Regions from separate parts of the Homo sapiens genome. Here region 2 is linked to region 1. Evidence: chromatin loops called from intact Hi-C (ENCODE). Cell type or tissue: dorsolateral prefrontal cortex. All regions are shown on one strand. Each heading gives the region's core, and the rest is flanking DNA. Links, peaks and the distances in the headings are about the cores only.

Evidence for each region. A loop is a pair of places that touch in the nucleus more often than their neighbours do. Peaks named below come from ENCODE experiments on the same cell type or tissue, not always from the same donor. Only the 100,000 strongest peaks of a DNase experiment are listed, where the experiment ranks them.
Region 2: it touches region 1 in a loop (2.4-fold over the local background); 7 of 110 quality-filtered maps call a loop at or near these places.

What each region holds. Positions count from the first base shown.
Region 1 is chrX:153,807,773-153,819,689 of GRCh38, forward strand. It overlaps PDZD4 (PDZ domain containing 4), which reads right to left. Exons shown (of 8, transcript NM_001303512.2): 2 at 570-823. Among named protein-coding and RNA genes, the nearest start is that of PDZD4, 17 kb to the right of the region's middle. RefSeq lists a silencer at 11,273-11,432. In dorsolateral prefrontal cortex, for the core only: no CTCF peak of the experiment used is centred there; no DNase peak of the experiment used is centred there; H3K27me3 peaks cover 7,053 bases.
Region 2 is chrX:153,856,526-153,868,442 of GRCh38, forward strand. It overlaps L1CAM (L1 cell adhesion molecule), which reads right to left. Exons shown (of 29, transcript NM_001278116.2): 14 at 11,777-11,917; 15 at 11,473-11,597; 16 at 11,275-11,385; 17 at 10,831-11,028; 18 at 10,529-10,599; 19 at 10,124-10,346; 20 at 9,179-9,294; 21 at 8,774-8,975; 22 at 8,563-8,685; 23 at 8,296-8,469; 24 at 8,060-8,179; 25 at 7,797-7,952; 26 at 7,358-7,492; 27 at 6,952-7,024; 2 more. The coding sequence ends at 6,138. Among named protein-coding and RNA genes, the nearest start is that of L1CAM-AS1, 18 kb to the right of the region's middle. RefSeq lists enhancers at 6,048-6,906, 6,907-7,765. In dorsolateral prefrontal cortex, for the core only: no CTCF peak of the experiment used is centred there; no DNase peak of the experiment used is centred there; H3K27ac peaks cover 1,844 bases; H3K27me3 peaks cover 7,406 bases.

The DNA.
Region 1 (11,917 bases), core at 2,299-10,298:
GGGGGGCCCACCCTACCTCCAGGGGCTGCCCTCCTGGCCCCAAAACTAAGGTTGGCTGCTCATGGCCCTGTGGCCTACCTCCCCGCAGCCCGGGCTAAGATTAGCAGAATGAGGCAGCGCTCACGCGGTCATGAGCCACCAGGCCTGGATGAAAGGCCCTTCTTCCGGTCGGGCCAAAGAAAGAAGCTGAAGAGATGGAGGAAATTCAGAGCAGGTAGAGGAATGAGACAGACAAGGGATGCAAGAAGATTCAAGGAGTGATGCTTGTGAGGCGGCAGAGGAGAGAGGATGGAGGAGGAGGAGCTGAGGCCCTCAACCCTGGCACTTCCGGCAGCGACGTCCCGGACAGGAGGGTCCTCCCTCGGCCCTGGGGGTAGATACAACGGGGCGCCTGCTGGAGCCCGGCCCAAGGCTAGAGGCCTGGAGGTTTTGGAGCCCTTGGGTACCACGGTCAGTTCTGGAGGCCGAGGGGCCTGCTTCCTGCCCGAGAGGGTGGCGTGCGGATGGCCGCTCCAGGTGGCCTGTCCTCTCTGGAGGCAGGGCCCGGGGCCCTCCTGAGGGCGACTCACAGCTCAGAGAGGACGTACGGCTCCAGGATGACCATGGGCGGGGTGGGCGGACGCAGCTTGCCCAGCGCCATGATATGCTCGAAGGTGATGTCGGTCTGAGTGCCACTGTCCACCAGCTGCAGGTCGTGACAGGAGCTGTCCCCCCGGAGGCGGGGGCTGCGTCTCAGCACCTGGATCACCAGGGGCTCCTTGGAGGAGCGCAGGGCCTGCAGAGTTTGCTCCTGAGACAGCTTGGAGAGCTCCTTCCCGTTCACCTGCGGCAGAGACACGCCTCCGTAAGAACCCTCAAAGGCTTGCTCCTCCCCTCTGAGGTCAAGGCAGAGGCCCTAGCTGGCAGGACCTGGGCTGACAACCAGCACCCCAAGCCACTCAAGCAAGGAATCTGCTGTCTGCAGCCCTGGCTACCTTTGGTGCCCCTGTTCCCAGGCAAGCCCCACTGCTCAGCCTTCATCCCACTGAAGGCCAGCTGGGGATCACCAAGTCACACCAAGGACTGGGGGACCCAGCCTCTGTGCACTGGGTCTGGAGGCTGTGATACCGCCCTACAACGTCCTCCAGACACTGCTTGAGCTCTCCTGGCCTCTCCCCATCCGGACCCACTTCTTTCTAGGGCGGCACTGAGGCCAGAGCTAGCATGAAGATCCCATTGAGTTCCTTGGCAATGACTGGACCATAACAGCCAACACTCAGTGAGCATCTGTGTTGTGCTCATTCAGCATCAAGCAAGAGGATGACCTTGACTCTTCAGATGAGCCGAGTCTCTCAACAAATGTCTACTCACTAGGGAGGGCCAGGGTCAGGTTGGGGGACAAGTAGGAAGATGCCTAAAGATACAGTGTTGTGTCCTCACAGTGACAACTGACTTGCCCAAGAGAAAAGGCCTTGATGTACAAGAAGCCCCCTGGAACTGCAAAGTAGCCTAAAAGAGGTGCCAAGAAAGTGGTCCTTATAAAGCCACCACTAGGCCGGGTGCGGTGGCTCACGCCTGTAATCCCAGCACTTTGGGAGGCCTAGGCGGGCAGATCACGAGGTCAGGAGATCGAGACCATCCTGGCTAAACACAGTGAAACCCCATCTCTACTAAAAATACAAAAAATTAGCCGGGCGTGGTGGTGGGCGCCTGTAGTCCCAGCTCCTCGGGAGGCTGAGGCAGGAAAATGGCATGAACCCAGGAGGCGGAGCTTGCAGTGAGCCGAGATCGCACCACTGTACTCCAGCTTGGGCGACAGAGCGAGACTCCGTCTCAAAGAAAAAAAAATGCCACTACTGTTTTTTGGGCACGTGCCATGTGCTACATTCTGGGAAAGACCCCTGATGTGGGTCTCCACAAAATCCTAACCCCCAACAACCTTGAGGGAGATGCCATTATTGCAGATGAGGAAACCATGTCAGCAAGCTCAGCAAGGTTGTGGCACTGAGTCAAGGTCATGAGCCAGGACAGGCTGCCCGGTGGCCAGAAGGAGGGGTCAGGGAGGAGGAGGCCATCGCGGGCCAGGGCCCAAGGCGGAAGTAGGACCTAAGCAGCTCTGCGGGATGCTGTAGGGGTGAAGGAAGGACAATGAAGGGTAGCAGAAGGAAGCCCATTACGCACAGCGCAGGTGGTGGGGCAAGCAGTGCCCACAAGGTCGAAGGCTGCTTCCGCAGCACCCTGGGACAGTATGCTGCGACCTTCAAGTCCTCCTTGGGGAAGGGAGGCAAGTAGAGAAGGGACGAATGACTAAGGACCAAGAAGGACTGAACAGACTCCACCAGAATTCAGGGCACGTGCCATGGGGCCAGCAAGGGTCAGCAGGAAGCACTTCTAGGAGGAGGCAGCTCGAGGCAGGCGTGCAGGGTCTCCTCATGGGCTCAGCGGCTTATGGAAGGGCTGTTCTGGGCCTGGGGAGGCTACACACTAGCATTATGCCCAAATGGCTATGCCCCGCAGGTGAGCGTGGGGACAGACCTTACCCACAGCTAAGGGAGCACACGGCTGGCCATGCACGCCTCGGTGGGAGGCGGGGAAGGCTTCTGGAGCAGGGGACACCTGGCCTCCATCAGGCAAAGGGAACAGGGCCAAGAAAAGACCCAGGGAGGCTGGTTTGCAGTTGGAAGCAAAGCCCCCAGTCAGCACAGAGAGGGCAGGGCGAGGAGACCCAGAGTCCGCCTAGGGATGGAGCAGGCTGGGAGCTTGTGCCAGATGAGAGGGCAGAAGGGCCCTGGGCATGGGCGCAGGTGGCTGCGCCTGCACGGAGCCCTCTGCTTTTCCGAGTTGTGCGAATATTAGCAAGTTTAGAAGAACTCTCTGTCCTGCATTCTCACGGCGGCACCTCCCACCCCGGGTTTCTCACAGAGATGTCAATTCTGACGGCAAAATCTTGTCTTAGTGCCCGCGATACAGTAGAACCACCGCTGTACGAGTCTTTTCGGGAAGACAGCTATCTGAGGAGAGCCCAGCTTGTCCTCGGAACCCCTGTGGCCTCAGCAGCGGCTCCTGCATTACTTTTTTTCTATTTGACTATGTCCTTGTAGATAATCATTGAAGTTTTCTATGTCTCCCTTCTCCCCAAAATTTTCATATTCTGAAAAGAGCTTTTTGTCAAAATCAGTTTTGTCCGATTATAAAAGAAACACAGTTCATTTTTTTGTTTTTTGGGGGCTTTTTTTTGTTGAGATGGAGTCTTGCTCTGTTGCCCAGGCTGGGGTGCAGTGGCACGATCTTGGCTCACTGCAACCTCCACCTCCTGGGCTCAAGCAATTCTCCTGCCTCAGCCTCCCAAGTAGCTGGGACTACAGGTGTGTGCCACCACACCCAGCTGTTGTTTTTTTTTTTTTAGACAGAGTCTTGCTCTGTCATCCAGGCTGAAGTGCAGTGGCATAATCTTGGCTCACTGCAACCTCTGCCTCCTGGGTTCAAGTGATTCTCCTGCCTCAGCCTCCCCAATAGCTAGGATTACAGGCACCCACCACCACGCCTGGATAATTTTTGTATTTTTAGTAGAGATGGGGTTTCACTATGTTGGCCAGGATGGTCTCAAACTCCTGACCTCAAGTAATCCTCCTGCCTCAGCCTCCCAAAGTGCTGGGATTATAGGCATGAGCCACCGCACCTGGCCATGCGGCCTGTTTCCTTCCAGTCTGTTTTCTATGTGTGCCATTTTGCAGCTGCAGGCCCCTTAAGGTCCATCCACACCAACACACCAGTGGACCATCATGTTCATCATCACATCAGTAAGGGTGGCTTTGATTTTTTATTATAAAGAATGTGGCAAAGACACATTCTGGGGTCCATTTTATACATTTTTCATACTTAAATCTTTGTGTAACCAGTGGTTGTCAAGGTGGAGAAAATTTCTTGAGGTGGAATTTCTGGATCAAATACTATAAAGGAAACAGCTTTCAGCCAAGAAGGTATTTGTTGGAAGACCGTAAGAATGTCAGTCAGGACAGGGCATGCTGTGCTTGGTGGAGAGGCTACAGTTAGAAAGGCAGGATGGAAGAGGGTGGGCGGCAGCAGAGTGTGGGTTCAGGAAGGCTGTAGACAAAGGGACATGATGGAATGGCCTCGACACTCTCAGCAGCAGTGGCTAGAGCCAACTGAAGCTGGGAAATTTGGAAGCCAGTTGTCAAACACAGCGATTATTGGTATTTTAACCGTAGAAATGTACAGGTAACTGAATGATATTAACAACAAAGGCAATAAATCCTCGGAACACATCACTGTCTAATTATCTTACTACACTTTTCTGTCATCTGTGCTTTTGGGGTTATTCACATCTGGTATGGGAGATGGAAATACTATGTGTGCATTCCCCCAACTCCAAGTTCAGTGACATCGCAGTGGTGGCTTGAAATCGGCTATAGTGGCAGCATTTACACCAGGGAAATCGGCAAATGCTCCAAATCAGGGCTTTTTGTCTGGGAACATTTACCACCTTACCACTGCCCTTGAGGAGAAGCCAACACACAAGCAGAAGGGCTCGGAGCTGTCCTCAGGGTTTCTTCCTGAACTCCCGGGGCAGGACAGCAAGCAGGCAGTGGGATGCTCAGGTGACAGAGATGACAGAGAACGCACGAATGCCTTTCTACCCGGAATCATTACCGAGCAGCAGTGTTGCTATGGAAACTGAGGAGCGCTTGCTGGGCGGGCTGGCGGAGGCTGGGATGTCAAGAGGGGGATGGGCGTGGGCACAGCCTCAGCACCTCGGATCAGCAGCAACCAGAGTGATCGCCTGTGACAGCCAGGCAGGTATTTGGGTGGAAGCCACGGGCTCCTGAAGCCTTCTCGCTCTCTCTCTCTCTCCTCCTCATCGGTCATGCTGGACCCCCAAGGAAGAAATGAGCTCCCCTCTGGGGAAGGGCTAAGGGCTACCAACAAGGTGGGAAAATATGGGGCCATGAGCAAAGAGGTATAGGGCCAGGCACATGGTAAGGAGCCACACTGTGGCCCTTCTGATGACAGCAGCTCTTCCAGTCCTGCTCAGAGCCTTGCCTCCCCGCCCCACCCCCAACCATCCTGAGGTAGCACACTGGTAAAGCCACCCCTGTAATGCCCCAACCCTCGGATTGCCTACTCGACCACTCCAGTCTCTAAAAGGCACAAACACTCAACATGGCCAACCCCAGGCTTGCTTCCCACCAGACTCTCCCTCCTGCCCCACCTGCAAACGTTTCCACACCCTGGGAGCTCGCCCCACCAAGACAGAAGACCTAGTCCAAGCCCTGGCCAAGCAATTCCAATTGGATCAAAGACCTACAGGGACAAAGCAAAACAAGAGAACAATATCTTTATGGTGTGGGATAGAGACGAAATTCTCAATATTTCAAATGGGGAAGCAATAATGGAAGAGATGTAAAACTTCTAGACGACAAAAGACACCCTAAACACAGTAAAAAGGCGGGCTCAGAGGAGAGCCTTACAATGCATGGACCTCATAATGGGTTTTCCAGAATATGCAAAGAATTCCTACAAAACAACAAGAAAACACAGACACAAACAACTCAAGAAGAACATGGGCAAAGGATATCAACAGGTGCTCAGGGCAAAGGGGACCCACTAGCAAGCACTTGGAGCCATGAGATGAGAGGAGATGCCCTTCAGAACCACCACCAGGAGGACCAGGAGGATGTGGGCATGAAGGCCACAGTGGCCAAACACCAGGGACAGCCCAAAGGTCTGCCAGCAGTCGAACAAACAATTCCTGGTATTCCGCATGTGCAGTTAATGGAGGCGCACATAATGGAGGCTCATTCGTAGTATGTACTTGGTGGAAAACACGGCAGAGAGGCGAGCAGATGAAGTGCGTAGGGGATGGGTGGGCACAGGCGGCTTCAATCTGCTTTTAATACCTTCTTCAAGGAAAAACGCTCAGGCCAACAGGACCCACATCAAGGCTGGGTGGCAGTGCTGGTGCTAAGTGATGCGAGATGATGCCCCATACTTCTCCAGATGCTACAGCAAGTCCAGGAGGCCTCAAGATACCCAGGCTGGAGCTCAGCCTTTTATGTGTGATTGTCTAATTACCTCCCTTTCATTAGACAACAAACCCCAAGAGGGCTTCACCCTGAGTTCTACTTCCATCCCAACTCCTAACAGTTTGCTGAAGATAAAACTTTAATATGTTTCTTGGCTGAATTAAAATTTTATATATTTCTGTAATTTGTTGAATATATATTAAGGACCTGTAATTTATCTGATCTACCTTTTAAAAAATAATAATAATAAGAGATGGGGTTTCACCATGTTGCCCAGGCTAGTCTCGAACTCCTGGGCTCAAGCCATCTGCTTAGTCCCCCCAAAAGTGTTGAGATTACAGGCATGACCCAGCCCCTGAGTCTGATGTACCCGGACTCTACTAAAAATACAAAAATTGCCCAGCACGGAGGCTCACGCCTGTAATCCCAGCACTTTGGGAGGCCAAGGCAGGCAGATCACCTGAGGTCAGGAGTTCGAGACCAGCCTGGCCAACACAGTGAAACCCCGTCTCAACTAAAAATACAAAACTTAGCCGGGCATGGTGGTGCACGCCTGTAATCTCAGCTACTTGAGAGGCTGAGGCAGGAGAATCACTTGAACCTGGGAGGTGGAGGCTGCAGTGAGCTGAGATTGCACCACTGCACTCCAGCCTGGGCAACAGAGTCAGACTCCATCCACCCCCCACCCCCCCCCCAAAAAAAAGTCTCCTTCATCAAGTGCAAACTTCTCTCCTTTGGAACAATCCAGAAGAAATCCACTTTGCTTCTCTAGTATGGGGAGAGTGGGGATTGTTGACTGAGCTCATTATCGGAAAACTCTCACTATTGAATGTTTCCTTCATTGAGAGCAACCTCCCTCCTTTGGAACAATCCAGAAGAAACCCACTTTATCTTGCAACACTTCACGTACCTGAAGCCCACTCAAATGCCCCTTGTCCCCCCTCGCCCAGGTTCCCAGCGACTCTCATCTTCTCCAGTGCTCCCGTGCCATCCTGACCACGTGCTGGGCATCATGCTTCACCTTAGCGAGGTCACCCCGTGGCAGTCAACCCTGTTGACTGGGTAGTGAGCTGTGAGCCAAGCAAACCCTCAAAGCCTGTTCACAAAGACCCCTCCTCCATCACGTGCTAGCACAATAGATTTTGTACAAATTTTCGCATTTCCTTTCAAATAATCGAAGTGCTCAGAGCGCCACACTGAGGAGGCGGAGGAGCACAAAGATGAAAATACAAGTCCCTGGCACTCCGCTGCCCCGGGGAGTGCAGCAGCCTGTGAGCACACCACGGCTCAGCCAGGGGCTTGACGTGCCCCATGGCGACTCTTCAGCACACAGATCTACTTCCTTCCTGATTTGCTGCCAAGATGGGCCCAAGAGGGCTGACTCTAGGACTGCAGCTCCAATCTCAACCACAGTTGACATGAACGTCCTTAATTTCCACCATGGTCCCTGCTCTGAACAGGGGACTCAAGCCTTAGCAGGGCCCCTCTGCCTGAATGTGGCCCAAGTGGCCCTCACATCCTGCTTGGGACAGCCCAGTTCCCCTTTGCACACTGAGAGCACTCACTGCCCCAGGTCCCCTGCAAGCCCAGTTCCTCCTCCCAGCCGACCCCATCACCCTTTCTAGACACACTTAGTCTGAATCTTACCCCAGAGTGTAAAGTGGTCAAATTTCTGGAGAAGAATTTGTCAATAACTATAAAAACCCTTGAAAACGTTCATGGTAGCCTTTGATCCAGTCAATGTGCTCTAAGTAATTTAGTCTAAAACAGTAATAATAATAATGGATATTACATGAATTTAATTACAAGGACGTTTACAATTTAATTACAAGGCTGTGGGCTCCAGGTCGGGGAGGGGACCTGGCGGCCTGGAAGGGGACCTGGGGAAGGAGGAATGAAGCACAGGCCCCACCCCTCCAGAGGAGGTGGCCCCAGGCCTTCCCCAGGGAACCCTGGGAAGCTGGTTCTTTCTGGAAGGCTGCAGAAGGGCCTGGCCATGGGTCCTGGAGGCCACTTAGGCTAGGCGGGCCTCAGGCCAGGAGGACTGAGCCATGCGCCCTCCCCACAGCGCAGCCCCTCTGCACACACCCCGCAGCTGGTCCCTCTAAGACTTGCGGAAAGGGCTCTGAGTGGCCGAGCTGTGGCCCCTGATCTCCCAACCCAGCATCTGAGCAGAAGAGGACAGGAGCTGGGGCACTGATCGCCCCAGGCCCGGTCGGCAGGGTGGGGGCCAGGGCCGGCAGGATCCCGGGTTGCGCTGCCTTCCGAGGGAGCCGGTGCCCACCCAGCGGCCTGCAGCCCAAGGCAGGGTGCCCTGAGAAAGCCACCGCCACCCCCAGCCCCTCGGTGTGAGCAAGACCCCCAGCTGGTGGGTCCCCACCCACCAGTGGGGCTCCCAGGCCTGTCGGGGGCTCGGTGGTGGGCCTGGATGCTAGGGGGGCAACGTGCGGCAGGGACCAAGCTCTCCCGCCCACAGATGAGTGGGAGGGGGTCGTGGTGGGCATGGGAAGACCTTTCCAACAATCAGGTGTGTTGGGGGGTGAGCAAGGCAGGGGAGGGGCCCTGGCAGGTGGGGTGCCAGGGACCCCAGGGCTGGGGCTAGGCCTGTGGGTGGGGCGTGTGCTGGGGATTCTGTGGGCCGAGGACATGTGACTCCCGGGCAGGCTGGAGATGCTGGGGGGTGGGCCCGGGAAGCACGGGAGATGAGGGAAGAGGGGGGAATCCTGCCCCACCTGCCCTGGACAGGGTGCCCCATAGGAAAGGAGTGCCAAGGAGCTGAAGGGAGAGACGGTGGATCCAGAACACACCCCCCATCCCGTTCCGCTCCCCAAGGGGCTTGGTTGGAAGGTGGGAGGGGACAGAGACAAAGCTGCCTGGGTGGGTAGAGTGGTCAGGACAGCCTCTCTGGGTCGGTGACACTTGAGCTGAGACCTAAATGATGACAAGAAACCAGCCATGCTTCCTTCCTTGTAGCGAAGGGAGCTCCCAGGAGAACAGACTGTAAGGGCCAGACCAGCAGGCAACGGCAGTGGTCCAGACCACAGATGATGGTGGCATGACCCCAGGGGTGGCAGTAGAGGTGGTGGGATGTGGTCAGAGTCAGCTTGGGTTTTAGAGGTAGGCTGCCAGGACCTGCTGTTGGGCTGGGGGCAAGGGACAGTGAGGGCTTGAAGAAGACATCGAATAAGCGCAGGAAAAGACGCGTCAGCACCGGCCAGTACGCACAGAGGAAACACACACCCAAACCACAGTGAGATACCGCCGCACACCACGAGGAGGCTGGAATCAGTGAAAGGAAGCACGAGTATTGGAGAGGACGCGGGGACCCTGGAGCCTCACGCCTTGCTGCTGGGCATGTAAAATAGTGCAGCCAGGGAAGCAGTCTGGTGGCTCCTCACAAGGTTAGGTGTAGCTTATGTACATGACCCAGCAATCCCCAAAGAACTGAGAACAGGCGTGCAAAGAAAACTTACACTCAAATGCTCACAGCAGAGTATCCATAGTTGAGAACAGGCATGCAAAGAAAACTTATACTCAAATGCTCACAGCAGAGTATCCATAGTAACCAAGACTCGGAGGCAACCCGTGTCCACCAGTGGATGAATGGATGAGCGAGCACAACATGGTACACCCATCCCGACATAAAAAGAATGAACGACCGGCACACACGACTGCATGAGCACAGTCTAGCCAAGGCAAAGAGGCAGACAGAAAGCAGACGAATGGTTGCCAGGACCTGGAGGAAGGGGGGCCTGGGGAGTCACTGCTGAGGGATATGAGGTCCCTTTTGGGGCGATGAACCTGTTCTGGAACTAGACAGTGGCCACGGCTGCACAACATTGAGAATAGACTAAAAGTCACTAGTGGTAAATGTTATGTTATGCGTATCTTACCACAAGAAAACATAAAATTGCCACACAGGACCACAAGGACCAGGGGTATCCTCACAGCAGTGAGGAAGACCGAGGAAGGAAGGACTCAGGGATTAGGCCCAGGGCAGGAAATGGAAGGTTTTTATCTCTAGCTTGAACTTCCCGAGGCATGTGGACATCTCCAGTGCCCCACTCCAAATGTCTGGCCCAAGCCCAAGTCAGCTAACTGGGTGGCATGTGACCATTGCTGTTCAATTAAACTAGGAATTTTTCTTTATTTAAAATCATAAGATGACGGCCAGGCACGGTGGCTCAAGCCTGTAGTCCCAGCACTTTGGGAGGCCGAGACAGACGGATCACTTGAGGTCAGGAGTTCGAGACCAGCTTGGCCAACATGGCGAAACCCTATCTCTACGAAAAATACAAAAATTAGCAGGGCGTGGTGGCAGGCACCTGTAATCCCAACTACTTGGGAGGCTGAGGCAGGAGAACCACTGGAACCCAGGAGGTGGAGGTTGCAGTGAGCCCAGATCACACCACTGTACTCCAGCCTGGGCAACAGAGCAAGACTCCGTCTCAAACAAAAAAAGAATCATGAGATGAAGCTGGGCGTGGTGTCTCGCTCCTGTAGCCCCAAGTGGTGGAGGAGGTAGGGGGCAGGCGGTAGGGCTGAGGCAAGAGGATCACCTGAGCATTGGGAGGTCAAGGCTGCAGTGAGCCGTGATTGTGCCACTCCACTCCAGCCTGAGCAACGGACTGAGACCCTGTCTCAAAAATAATAAAAATTTAAAAATAAATAAATAAAAATTTAAAAAGCAAAAGCATGAGATGGAGGAGCTCACCTAGGGAGTGAATGTAGTCAAGAACAGGAGAGGCCCAAGGAGAGTCCTGGGGCACCCTGACACTGAGCCGGTTGGGGAGAGAGACTAGAAAGTCCCGGGAGGGAAGCCGAGGAGCTGCTCAATGCACTGGGTCGGAGCCCGGGAGGGGAGGGCGAAGGTGGGGCCTCTGGATTTGCTAAAAGGTGGGAGGGGGCCGGGTGGGGAAGCTCGACCTGCATCGACACAGCCTTCCGGAGCTTTTTGCAGAGAAGGAGCAGGTTGGGTTTTCAGGAACATCAGAGGGGCGGCTGAATACCGATGGAAGAGCAATTCGCAAGGCCAGGGAAAGTGCTGGCACCGCTTTCCCCGCATGAGGGGGACATGCGGGCAAGGGAGGGGGGACACAGGGACAGGGGAGGGGGCAACACCGGGCAGGCGAGGCAGGCATGACGCGAAGTCGGCCCCACGGGCAGTCGCTGTGGGGCGGCGATCTCCCGCTGGGCAAGGGACTGGCGGGCCTTAGGGGACGCGGGAAGCGGGGCGCCCTAGGCGGAGAGGGCGGAGCCCCAGGCGCGCTCGCCCCGCCCCCTGAGCCCGGAGCCGCAGACAAAGAGCGCGCCGCGACGGCGGCGGGGTGGCTGCGGCTGCGGGAGCAGGGCGGACCACACTCGTCCCGGCGCCGCCACGCTGGTGGCTGTATTGGCAGGACTCCTGCCCGCCCGCCCCGCCAACCCCGTCGGAGGCTGAGCTCTGTTTCCAGGCTCTGCCCCAGGCACCCTCCTGCACCCAGCGGTGGCAGGCGCACAGCCGGGTGGGGCGCGACGCCCTCTTGCTGATCAGGAATCTCTGGGAAGCCGAGAAGAGAGGCCGGAGAGGCTAAGAAAACAGTTGTGGCCTGGGAGACTCGCAATCCCAAGTGCTTGTCACACGGCGCCTGCGACCCCTTTCACTCTCACTGGCAACGCGCGGGATGGGAGGTGAAGCCACATCACTTCCAGGGGCCCCCGTGGCTGCCACGGAGGTGGGGGGGCTGCCACCTTCGGACTCCCCTTACCCCACTGCTGTAGAGTAGGAAACAAGCTGGGGAAGGACAGAGACAGGAAGTTATCCTCTGCCCGGGGCCGAGCTCTGACCTGCCTGCTGGCTCTCAGCTCTGCCGTCTGGAGTATCCAGGACACCTTGGAAGCAGTTGTGACTGTAG
Region 2 (11,917 bases), core at 3,918-11,917, 50 kb after region 1:
ATCAAACACAAACTTTAATTGCTTGGGTTACAGAATCGCAACGTCAGTTGATTCCCAGCCTCGCCACGTGTCTCACATGAAATGTCAGGCAGTGGTCGGGAGGAGTGAGACCCTGAAACTTACCATTGCTTTCAAGCTCAAGGACGCAAACAAACCAATCTCCAAACCCCATCTTTCAGGATATGATTCTTGACACCACTCCAGCTGCCAATTTTGCTATCAGCCAGGATCTGATCAGGAAGTAGAAAGGATGACAGCTCCTCCCTTGGTGCATGCAGTTGAGATTTCAAGTGATCTTCCTGCCTTGGCCTCCTGAGTAGCTGGGACTACAGGCATGTGCCACCACACCAGGCTACGTTTTGTATTTTTTGTAGACGAATGTCTCGAACTCCTGGGCTCAAGTGATCCTCCCAGCTCAGCCTCCCAAAGTGCAGGCACTGCAGGTGTGAGTCACAGCACCCAGCCTCCTCTGTTTGAAGAGTCCTAACTCCCTTCGTTCCCCAGCCTGAGGGGCTGTGTTAATTTCCTGGAGCTGCCATAGCAAAGTGCCACAAACCAAGTGGCTTCGACAGCAGAAATGGATTCTCTCACAGTTCTGCAGGGAAGAAGCCCGAGATCAAGGCTGTGAGAGAGCAGGAGGATCACTTGAGCCTGGGAGTTTGAGGTTGCAGTGAACCATGACTGTCCCACTGCACTCCAGTCTGGGCAACAGAGGAGATTCTGTCGAAAGAAAGAGAGAGAGAGAGAGAGAGAAAAAGGAAGGTAGGAAAGAAGGAAGGAAGGAAGGGAGGGAGGGAGGGAGGGAGGGAGGGGAAAGAAATAAGAAAAGAAGAGAGAGAGAAAGAGAAAGGAAGGAAGGAGAGAGAGAAAGAAAGGAAGGAAGAAAAGATAAGAAAGAAAAAGGAAAGGAAAGAAAGAAGGAAGGAAGAAAAGAAAGAAAGAGAGAAAGAGAAAAGGAAGGAGAGAGAGAAAGGAAGAAGAAAAGAGAAAGAAAGAAGAAAAAAGAAAGAAGAAAGAAAACAGAAAGAAAGAAAAAGAAAGAAAGAGAAAGAAAGAAGAAAAGGAAGGAAGGGAAGAAAGGAAGGAAGGAAGGAACAAAGGAAGGGGAAGAAAGGGAGGGAAGGAAGGAAGGAAGGAAGTTGGTTAGAGAGAGGCCCACAGAGCTGAAGCTGGGTCTCTGAGGTCTGAGGTGGGGGCGTGGCCTAGCTAGTTGTGGAGGAGTGAGCTCAGTAGAGGGACTTGTGGGGCTGGGATCCAGACCTCTAAGGAGCAGGGGTCTGGCTGATGCTGGGGTCTCTGAGCTCAGGGGATGGCCTAGTACTCAGATTTTGGAGCATAGGGCACTGGGTGTCCGGTGGTGGTGTCTCAGAGGTGGGATGCAATGAAGCTGGTCTTGCAAGTGTTGAGAGATCTGAAAATTGGCTTCAGGCAGTGCCACGGAAATGAAGCACTTGCTGCAAGGGTGAAGAAGCCTTGTTAGATGGTGCGCCCAGGAAGGAGCAGGTCCCTTCTTCCTCCTCCAGTCTTGTGGGCTCCCTTAAACGCCCCCAGCTAGCAGAGCCTAGGAGGGAGGCGCTGGTAAAGCAGGAGCATCACCAAGCAGAGGACAGCAAAGGGGGTGGCACGCCCACTCCACAAGCCAGCACTGCTCCTTCTAGGGCACGGATCTCAGAGAAAGGACTGCATATGCCCACTTTATCCATGATGGCTACCATTGGAAACAACCCACACGTCCATCAACGGGGGAATGGGTAAGTGAGTCGCGGTGCATGCGTGCATACAATGGCTACTAGTCAGCATCACAGAGGGAAGAAGGGACACAGACGTCAACCTGGATGAGTCTCATGGAAGTGATTCCAGAAAGAAGCCGGCACAAAGGGCTCCAGAGCGTGTGCTTCCATTTCCATACCCGTCAGGAGCAGGCGAGACCATCTACAGCCATAGACGGCAGGACAGGGCTTAGATCTGCAGCCAGGGATTGGCTGCCTGGAGGCACAAAAGCATTCTCTGTGGTGATGCAAATGTTCTTTAGTTGGTCCAAGTTGTGGCTGCATGTGTGGATAGGCAGGTGAAAAAACCAGGCGTGCACTTGATTTTCTGCACAGTAATCCTCAATAAGGACTTGTTTCACGGATTTTTAGGGCAGTGGAGTTACTCTGTATGATACTGTAAGGGTGGATCCATGTCATTATACCTTTGTCCAAACCCATAAATGGACAACACCAGAGTGAACCCCGATGTCAGCTATGGGCTTTAGTTCATGCGAGCTTCTCACTGTGGCTCACCAATTGTAACAAACGTACTACACTGACTCGAAATGTTCATCATGGGGAGGCGTAAGGGGAGTGACGGGGTCTGTGGGAACTCCTTACTTTCCGCTCAATTTTTCTGCAAACCTAAAATTGCTCTAAAAAGCAAAATGCCTTAATTTTTTAAAAACCCAGGAAAGCAGCCCAGGGCCGATGTGGCAGCTCCAGGTGCTCAGGCCCTCGGGCTGCCTTTGTTGCTGTTCCGCCATCCTCAACGTGCGACTTCCCTTTGGTGCGACAAGGTAGCTCTCCCCATGATCACAGATCACATTTGCCTTTCAGCTGTAAGGAGACAGAAAGTGGCTGGCACAAGGCCATGCGTGGTGGCTCACGCCTGTAATCCCAGCAGTCTCGGATGCCAAGGCGGGCAGATCACCTGAGATCAGTAGTTCGAGACCAGCCTGGCCAACGTGGCAAAACCCTGTCTCTACTAAAAATACAAAAATAAGCTGGGTGTGGTGGCGGGCGCCTGTGGTCCCAGCTACTCTGGAGGCTGAGGCAGGAGAATCACTTGAACCTGGGAGGCAGAGGGTGCCGTGAGCCAAGATCATGCCACTGCACTCTAGCCTGGGTGATCGAGCGAGACTCCATCTCAAAAAAGAAAAAAAGAAAGAAAGAAAGAAAGGAAGGAAGGAAGGAAGGAAGGAAGGAAGGAAGGAAGGGAAGGAAGGAAGGAAGGGAAGGAAGGAAGGAAGAAAGGCGCCAGCACAGGTTTGCCCTGCAGGTATGGGTGCACTCATGCCCCACCACCCTACTGGGTGCATAGAGGCTGGGAAATGGGTCTTCAGCTGAGCTGCCATGTCCCCAAGCCACAAATCTAGTGTTATGGAAGAACAGAAAAACAGATATTGGAGGGCAATAAGTGGACGCTGTTACAGGTGGGGATCAAGGGGGACAATGAGTGTAGAGGAGTCTTGAGGGGTTTTGCTGTAAACAGGAGCAGTGAAACGGGGCAAGAGCCAGGGGGCATGCGGAGGCAGGAGCGGGAGCTTCCGGTGATAGAAGCTCCAAGGGCATGTTGGTATGCTGCTGGGCCTGACCCCACAGGGAGAGAGAAAAATTACAGGTGCAGAAAACAGGAGGAGAGAGGGGGTCTCAGGGGTGGCAGAGACCACTGCACATGGTGGGAAGTGTTCACCTGAGGGGGCTAGGGCTGGGGAGGGGACAGATTTGATGATGGGAACTCAAGGAAAGAAATTCTCGTCAGATGCTCTCAACTTGCTCAGTGAAACATGAAACAAAGTTCTCACCTTGAAAGTGCAGGGCCTGGGGGCTGAGGGGAAGGTGTGAGGCCTTGGAGAACCAGGGAGGAAACTCTAGAATTCCCAAGGAAGGCTGGCTCTGCCTGGGTCCACTTGAGGCTTGTGGTCATAAATCTAAGGTGCTTAGTCCTGGGCTGGGTGTGGTGGCTCACGCCTGTAATGCCAGCACTATCGGGAGGCCGAGGTGGGAGAATTGCTTGAGCCCAGGAGTTCGAAACCAGCCTGAGCAACATAGGGAGACTCCATCTCTACAACAATAATTTAAAGATTAGCCAGGCGTGGTGGCGTGCTCCAGTGGTCCTAGCTACTTGAGAGGCTGAAGCCAGAGGATTTCTTGAGCCCGGGAAGTGGAGGGCTCACCTGTGCTGGGTTTTCTTTCTTTCTTTCTTTCTTTCTTTCTTTCTTTCTTTCTTTCTTTCTTTCTTTCTTTCTTTTTTCTTTCTTTCTTTCTCTTTCTTTCCTTTTCTTTCTCTCCCTCCCTCCCTTCCTTTCTTTCTTTCTTGCTTGCTTTCTTGCTTTGTCTTTCTCTTTCTTTCTTCTTTCTTTCTTTCTCTTTCCCTCCCTCCCTCCCTCTCTCTCTCTGTCTCTCTCTCTCTTTCTTTCTTTCTCTCTTTCCCTCCCTCCCTCCCTCCCTCTCTCTCTCTCTCTCTCTCTCTCTCTCTCTCTTTCTTTCTTTCTTTCTTTTTCTTTCTTTGTCTCGCTCTGTCGCCCAGGCTGGAGTGCACTGGTACAATCTCAGGTCGCTGCAACCTGATTTTTTTACCTGCCTATCCACACATGCAACCACGACTCGGACCAAACTAAAGAACATTTGCATCACCACAGAGAATGCCTTTGTGCTTCCAGGCAACCAATCCCCAGCTACAGAGGTAAGCCCTGTCCTGCCATCTATGGCTGTAGATGGTCTCACCTGCTCCTGATCACGCCACTGCACTTCAGCCTGGGAGACAGAGTGAGACCCTGTCTCAAAAAATAAATAAATAAGGTGCTTTGTACTGGTTTAGAGGGCTGGGTACCCCAGAGAGAACGATGCCACCGGGGCACATCATGAGTCTTCCACTGAGCCATGGAGCTGTGTCCCTTGAGACAGGGGAAGAGGCTCCTGCCGCTGGCCACACTCTACTCTCATGTTTGAGCAGTGAAGGGCCCGGCCATGGTGACAGCTAAGCTTGGTCTCAGGAGGCCAGCAGAGGCGAGGATCCTGAGCCCCAGCAACAATGTGACAGCAACACCCAAGGCAGCCAACAGCCAGGCCTGGCAGGGTGGGTGGAAGGCCCGGGCTCTGGGAAGGGGCAGGGAAGCATCAGGACTGTGTGGCTGGGCCACACCCGGGCCCGCCTGGCAGGTCGCTCCTAGCACCTCCCACAGTGTGACGTGGACAGGGGAAGTAAGTGTTCCGCGAAATAACAAAAGGTGCTCTTGATTTTCAGGTTTTATTTGCCTGTTATAATTCTGATATTATGTACATATATATATATACTTTTGTTTTTTTGTAGAGGGCTTATCAGTAGACCAAGCACAGGCATACAGGGAGGCTGTGGCTGCTGAGCAGTGCTGGGAGAACCAATCTTTCCTTTTTTTTTGTCTGTTTTTATTTTTCCTGGGATGGGTTCATCAAAGCTAATTGCTATCAATCCTAGAAACCACCTAGGGACTCAGACATCTGCCTACACACTAGTGGCGTAAAGGGAAGGACAGGGGTACAAACTTTCAAAGTCACGGTGTATTTACATTCCCAAGGTGGGGGCGGGAGGAGGCTGAGGAAGACAACTGTTCAGACGATAGGGAGGGCAGGGCTGCTAAGGGGTCCTGGGGGGTGGGGGCGGCTGGAAGAGGCCGGCCAGTGGGCAGTGGGAGGAGGTGTGCCCGCCCCGCAGCCAGGTAGTGACGGAGGCCACTTGGATGTTGTGTGGTGGGTACCGAAGGCAGCGTGTGTATGGAGCTCCTGAAAGCCGGCCATGGGGTGGGCTGGGCGGCGGGAAGAGGCGGTGCTGCCAGAGTGCGATGCTGGGAGTGGGGGGACTCTGGGCTCTCCAGATGGCCTCCCCTGCCCCCGCGGCCAGTTTGCCCGGCTCCCATCCCGGTTGGAGCAGAGATGGCAAAGAAAAGACAGCAGATGGTGGGGACACCGAGTTCTGTTCCCAGTCCCAGCCAGGCTGGCTGGGGAGTGGCTGGGGGAGGGGGAAGGTGCCAACCCTGGTCCTGAGGAGACCCCACCATGTCTGCCCCCAGTCAGGGAGCAAGAAAGACAGCATTTCGGAGACCCTTTCGGGCCACCCCTACTTCTTCTCCCCCAAACCACAGCCTCTCTGCCCAAATGGGCTGGCAAAACAGCACCCAAAGGCCCCTGGCATGTGGGAGATCTGCCCAAGCTGGGGCAGAGCAGCGTGTGCCCAGGAAGGGGTGCAGCTGGGTTTTGGCAATAAAGTGGGGACCGGGTGGTAGGAAGGGGATCCGAGGCAGCAAGTTCTCCTCTGCCCCAACTCCAGCCTCCCATGGGCCTGCTGGAGAGGGAGGGGCCTGGATCCCAAGGCCAGGGGCACAGCATCTCCTGTCCTGGACTCCACTATTCTAGGGCCACGGCAGGGTTGATGGGGGAAGTGGCCCCTGAGCTGTCATTGCCCCCTGCCGCCTCCTTCTCCTTCTTGCCACTGTACTGGCCAATGAACGAACCATCCTCGTTGAACTGAACATCCACGCTGCCCCCATAATCGGCCAGGCTGTCGTCACTGCCCAGGGGCTTGATGTCCCCGTTGAGCGATGGCTGGCTGCTGCCAAAGGCCTTCTCCTCGTTGTCACTGCAGAGGCACAGGGCAGGTGCGAGTGAGAGCACTGCCGAGCCCCTGCAGGAGCCTGGCTGGGGGTGAGGCAGACGCCCGCCTGCCTTCCATTTGTTTAGAATGCGCTCAGAAAGAGCAGCTCTGGCCACCCTGGCAGGCAGGTCTGGAGCTGTCATCTTTGGGCATTCCCCAGATCCTGGGGACTGTGAGGGAGAAAATGTGCGCTCGGCCAGGGGATTATGGGGCCTGGTTCCTGTCTGGGAAGCTGTCTGGGGCCTCCCTTGGGGAGAGGGGAGCAGTGAAGGTATCTGTGTGGAGAGGAGGGGCTGGGGCGTGTTGGCCTCTCCCTGAAATGAGGAGCTGCCGGGCCTGGGGGCTGGGAAGTGAGAGTCCTGTCAGAGCCCCGGCAGCCAGGGGACAATGGCACACCAGGCGCACATTGTCTATAGGGAGACCTTGCTGTTGGCCCCTCCCCACCGCCCCTGCCTTACCTCTCCAGGGACCTGAAGTCACCCGGCAGCACAGAGAAGAGAGAGAGGGGGTGAGATGTGAAGGCCAGGGTGGAGCTGAGTGCCAGCACCCACTCCTGCCCCGGCTCACCTGTACTCGCCGAAGGTCTCATCTTTCATCGGTCGGGCCTCAGAGTCCACCTGGGTGTCCTCCTTATCCTTCACTGGAGACACAGAGAGGGACAGCTTCTTCTCCCGCCCCAGCCTGACCCGGGGCTCCAGGCCCCTCTACGCCCCGCACCCCCAGCACTCTGTCTCAACAGCGCCCAGAGGCAAGAGGCCTTGAAAGAAACCGCTCACCCCCTGCGGTCCAGCCACCACTTGCCTGTTGCCCCAACCCCGGCCTGGGAGGATGATCCCCCTGCCTGCCCCCACCATGCGCCTGTCATCTTGTGGGGAGCTCGGGGAATCCAGGAGGCCTTGCAGAAGGGTGGAAGGGGCGAGGTGCTCCTCTCTGCCCTCGGCTCCACCCCCGTCACGTGGGGCTCAGAGGCTACCTGAGTATTTGCCGCCCTTGCTGCGCTTGATGAAGCAGAGGATGAGCAGGACGAGGAGCAGGAGGATGATGGCACTCACAAAGCCGATGAACCAGCCCTCAGTGGCGAAGCCAGCAGGAGGGAGCCTCACGCGGCCTGAGGGTGAGACACCAGCCCCCCGTGCTGCCGCCCAAGCCAGAACCCGACCTGAGGCCCTGAAGTATGCTCTTAAAGTTGGGGCCCTCTGGGGGGCTAAGGAGTGACAGGGACAGGGAAAAGGGCATCTGCGGAAAGGGTATGAAAGGGGGCTGATTCGGGGACACCCAGATTCTGGGAGGAGAAGCAGACAGGAGCCGTGGAGGGAGCCTGGGCAGTAGTGGCCATTCAGGGGACAGAAGGACATGAATTGTGCAGCCCCCATGCTTCCCTGGCAGGTGATGGCGGGCCCCCGGCGCCTCACCTGTGCCATTGGTCTTCACAGCCATTTGGTGCCGGAACATCCTCTCCTTAAACAAGTGGATCTCGTAGTCAGTGTCAGGCTGCAGGTCCCACTGCGTGTAGGAGCTCTGGTTGTAGCTGACATACTGTGGCGAAAGGGAAGCCCCACCCTTCTCTTCTGCCAGGGAGAGAGGGTGGCAGCAGGGGTGAGTCGGAGTGCCAGGCAACCCCTCTGGCCCAGAGCCCCCTTCCCCACCACGCCCCAAGGCCCCCTTTCACGCTTACCTCCCAAGGCTTTGAACAAGATATGGAACCTGAAGTTGCACTGGCCCTCCTTGGGGACCCAGGAGACGACACTGTAGTTTTCACCCGCTGTGGCTGAGATGTTGCCAAAATCTGAGATCCCTGGGGGGATGCAGGGGAACGAGGAGAGTGTGGCAGCTGCCAGGAAGTCTAAGGCCCTCCCTCCTGGACCCGGCTGGCCGGGGCCTCCCTGTTGGCAGGTCATTCCTCCAGCTTACCAGACAAGGCCATAGTGCCTCCTTCCCGTACGATGGCTTCACCAGGGCCCTCTTTGGTGGTGGCCTGAAGCTGGAAGCGGTACCGCAGGTGGGGGCTGAGATCGGTCAGGTTGTGTGTCCGAAGTTCGGGGTCCCGAAGGTTGAAGGACAGTTGCCCCTTGCCCCCCTCATCCACTGTGGGGACAGACAGGGGTTGGCTGTGGCTGCAGCTCTGCCCCCTCCCCGTGGCCCCTCCACCTCCCTTCCCTGCTGGGGCGGCGCACGCACGGGGGTGGTAGGAGAGCACGTAGCCGGTGAGCACGCCGTTGTGGCTGAGTGGGGGCTGCCAGCGCAGCAGCAGGCTGGTGTTCGACTGGCACTCCAGGTGCAACGCCTCGGGGTGGCCAGGCACTGCAGGGCACAGAACCGAGTGGCAGGTAGGTCCTCGCCCAGGTCTGGGGAGGAGGGCAGGGGATGAGGCGTGGGGTGCAGGACTCACCTCCCTCTGGGGTGCTGAAGGTGAACTCGCTGGCGGGCCCCGATCCTCGCCCGTTAAAGGCCTGCACCTCCAGGTGGTAGGAGCTATAGGGCCGCAAGCCACTGAGGATGACACTGGTGGTGTTGGCGGGCACCACCACATGGTCTTTGTGGATATGTCTCTTGCTGTGCTTCCTCTGACTGCCCTCCCTCCAGTACGTCACCTGCACAAGCGAACAGGAGACCTCGCAGGGGCAGAAGGCACCCAGCAGGGCCCCCAGCGCACACCCCCACCACCCTTAATGGGGACCCTCCTCTCAACCCAAGTCTTCCAGGAGAGCGGCTGGCAGGTGGCAAAGCCCCCTCACCATCCTGTCGCTTTACCTCAGTGATCACCCTCCTGGGCCCCCATGCCTTCAACCCTTACATTGTATCCGCGGAGGTGGCCCTTGACCTGGGCCAGGTCCACCGGCCGCCACTTGACCAGCACGGCACTTGAGTTGAGGATTTCAATGCCTTCCAGCTCAGGGATTGCCTGGGGGTCTGGAAACCACCAGTGACTTGGATAGAGCCATAGGCTCTCACCCCAGCCCTGAGGCCAGGCCCAAGCCCCTACACACAGAGAAGACGAATTCGGATATTTTATGAGGTACAGTTTGAGGAGGAGAGGTGTGTTTGCATGGTCTCAAGATCTCTTCCTGGACTGCTTATTAGTTGCAAAGGTGAAAATAGTAGCTTATACAAAGGAGAAACCATGGCTGGGCGTGATGGTTCACACCCGTATTCCCAACACTTTGGGAGACAGAGGCGAGTGGAACATTTGAGGTCTGGAGTTCGAGACCAACCTGATCAACATGGTGCAACCGCATCTCTACTAAATACGAAAATTAGTTGGGTGTGGTGGCGCGTGCCTGTAATCCCAGCTAATCAGGAGGCTGAGGCAGGAGAATCGCTTGAACCCGGGAGGCAGAGGTTGCAGTGAGCCAAGACCGCTCCACTGCACTCCAGCCTGGATGACAGAGCAAGACTCCATCTCAAAAAAAAAAAAAAAGAAAGAAAAGAAAAGAAAAGAAAAAAGAAAAGAAAAAAAGGAGAAACCAGAAAAAAAACTTGACCGGGTACTTCAAGTTACCATCTGGTCATGTTCCAGATTCAAGGAAATGAAAGAAGCAGCATTGGCTGATATAACTGGAATACCGCTGCCAATTATAGAAATGTGAAGTGTGGGGAATTTCATAACGTCGCTCTGGTTATGTAAGAGAATATCCTCATCCTTAGGAAAGGCGCACACCAATGCTGAGAGGTGTGGACATGGGCTGGGGTGGAAGCAGGCGAGCTCAACCGTGGGCGAGGGGCCCTGCCGGATACTCACAGTCCTCTCCAGAGTAGCCGATAGTGACCTGGGGCTCTGGTCCCTTGCCCTGGCTGTTGACGGCCTGGACTTTGATCTCATAGGGCACGAAGGTGGACGTGTTGGACACCACCAGGAAGGGGTCGCTGACAATCTGCTCCTGCCAGGGCCCTCGTGTCCCCTGAGGGCGCCACTGCACGCGGTACTGAACCTGGGGGGCGTTCCAGTCCATCCACCGGAGCGGCTGGAGGAGGCCAGCAGAAGAGGAGTTGGTTGGCCAAGAACACCAGCATTCTTTGGCCCGCCCCCCAGCACAAACCAGCATCCCCAGACATCAGCCCCTTCCTTTGCATAGCCAAGGGGGAGCAACAGACACCCAGGTCATGGCCTCATGTCCCCCAGGCAGCTCAGCCCAGGGACTCTCACCTTCCACGTGATGACCATATTGGTGGTCTCATTTCCTTCCCCCTTCACATCCACAGGGTTCTTCTCTGGGGCTGGAAAGGAAAGTATTAACACATCAATGCTGCAGCCTCTTTTGGAGAGCCACGAGGACCGAGGGCCAAGGAACAAATGGCTCATTCTGGCACCAAGGGAGTCCAGCCCCCTCGCGCTCCCCCTGGAAATTTGGAAGCAGAGGAACTTGGGCATGGCACCTCTCTAAGCCCTCCCTTCACAGCCCGGAGCCCCTTCCAGGTGGCATGGGAGTGGGTGCCACCCTGACTCACCTGCCTCAGGTGTGACCACAGTCTCAGAGACCGGGCTGGGCTCCCCGGGGCCATATTTGTTTATGGCAGTAACCCTAAAGGTGTAGTGGACATAGGGCGACAGCTTGAGGGTGGTAGAGGTCTGGTTCCCTGGAACCTTGCCCAGACTGTACCATTTTTCAGGCGCCATTTCCTTGTCCTCAAATTCAATGTCATATTCTGCCAAGAAATGAACCGACAATGGAGTGATCAGCATGTGGCTTTGGGGGAAGGGCTGTGGAGGGGTTGGGTACAGTCTGGGTCCCTGATTACCCAGGCCAACTGGCATCTCCAGATTCCCATGAGGAACCGTGAGTCCCCCCAAACCGTGTCCCCCCAGGAAGGCTCCAGGAGGAGGGAGGACCCCAGGAGGGGCCAGGGCTGGCAGAAGTGACGGTGGGGTGGCACTGAGCTCAAGCCTCTTACTCTCAATGGGGGCATTGTGGTCTTCTGCAGGACTCCAGGACACGCGCACCTGGCTCTGCGTCAGCAGGTGCAGGTCGGACAGCACCAGCCGTGGCACCGGCCCAGGGCTCCCTGAGGGTGGGGAGGGTCGGTGCTTGAAAGGGCCCAGGGATGTGAGCCCCGGCCTTCTGGAGTGGAGGCTTCCACCCTAGGACTTACCCACCACCAAGAGCTGTGCCCTACTCTCCACCACATCCAGTTCGGTACTGGCCACGCAGCTGTAGTTGCCCTGGTCGCTGTAGTCCAGGCTGTGGATGACCAGGCGCCCATCCTCTATGAAGTACCTGCGGAGGAGCCGTGTCTGTCTTTCCTGCCATCTGGGCTCTTCTCCCCTCCCATCCCTCCCTCCTGTCTCCTTCCCCCGCTCCTGTCAGAGCCTTCCCCATCAAAGCAAGGACGAGGCCAAGAGGTCTGGACTTCCAGCTTTTCCCACTCTGCCCCCTTTCACCGTCACTGTCCTCACTTGTCACTGTCCCCAAGCTCCTGGAGGTCTCGACCGTCCCCACGCCAGGTGATGCTGGGCTGCAAGGAGGGGTCAAAGGAGGCCTGGCACGTGAAGGTCACCCTGGAACCTTTCTTCTCGATTGTGCTGCGGGGCCCCTGA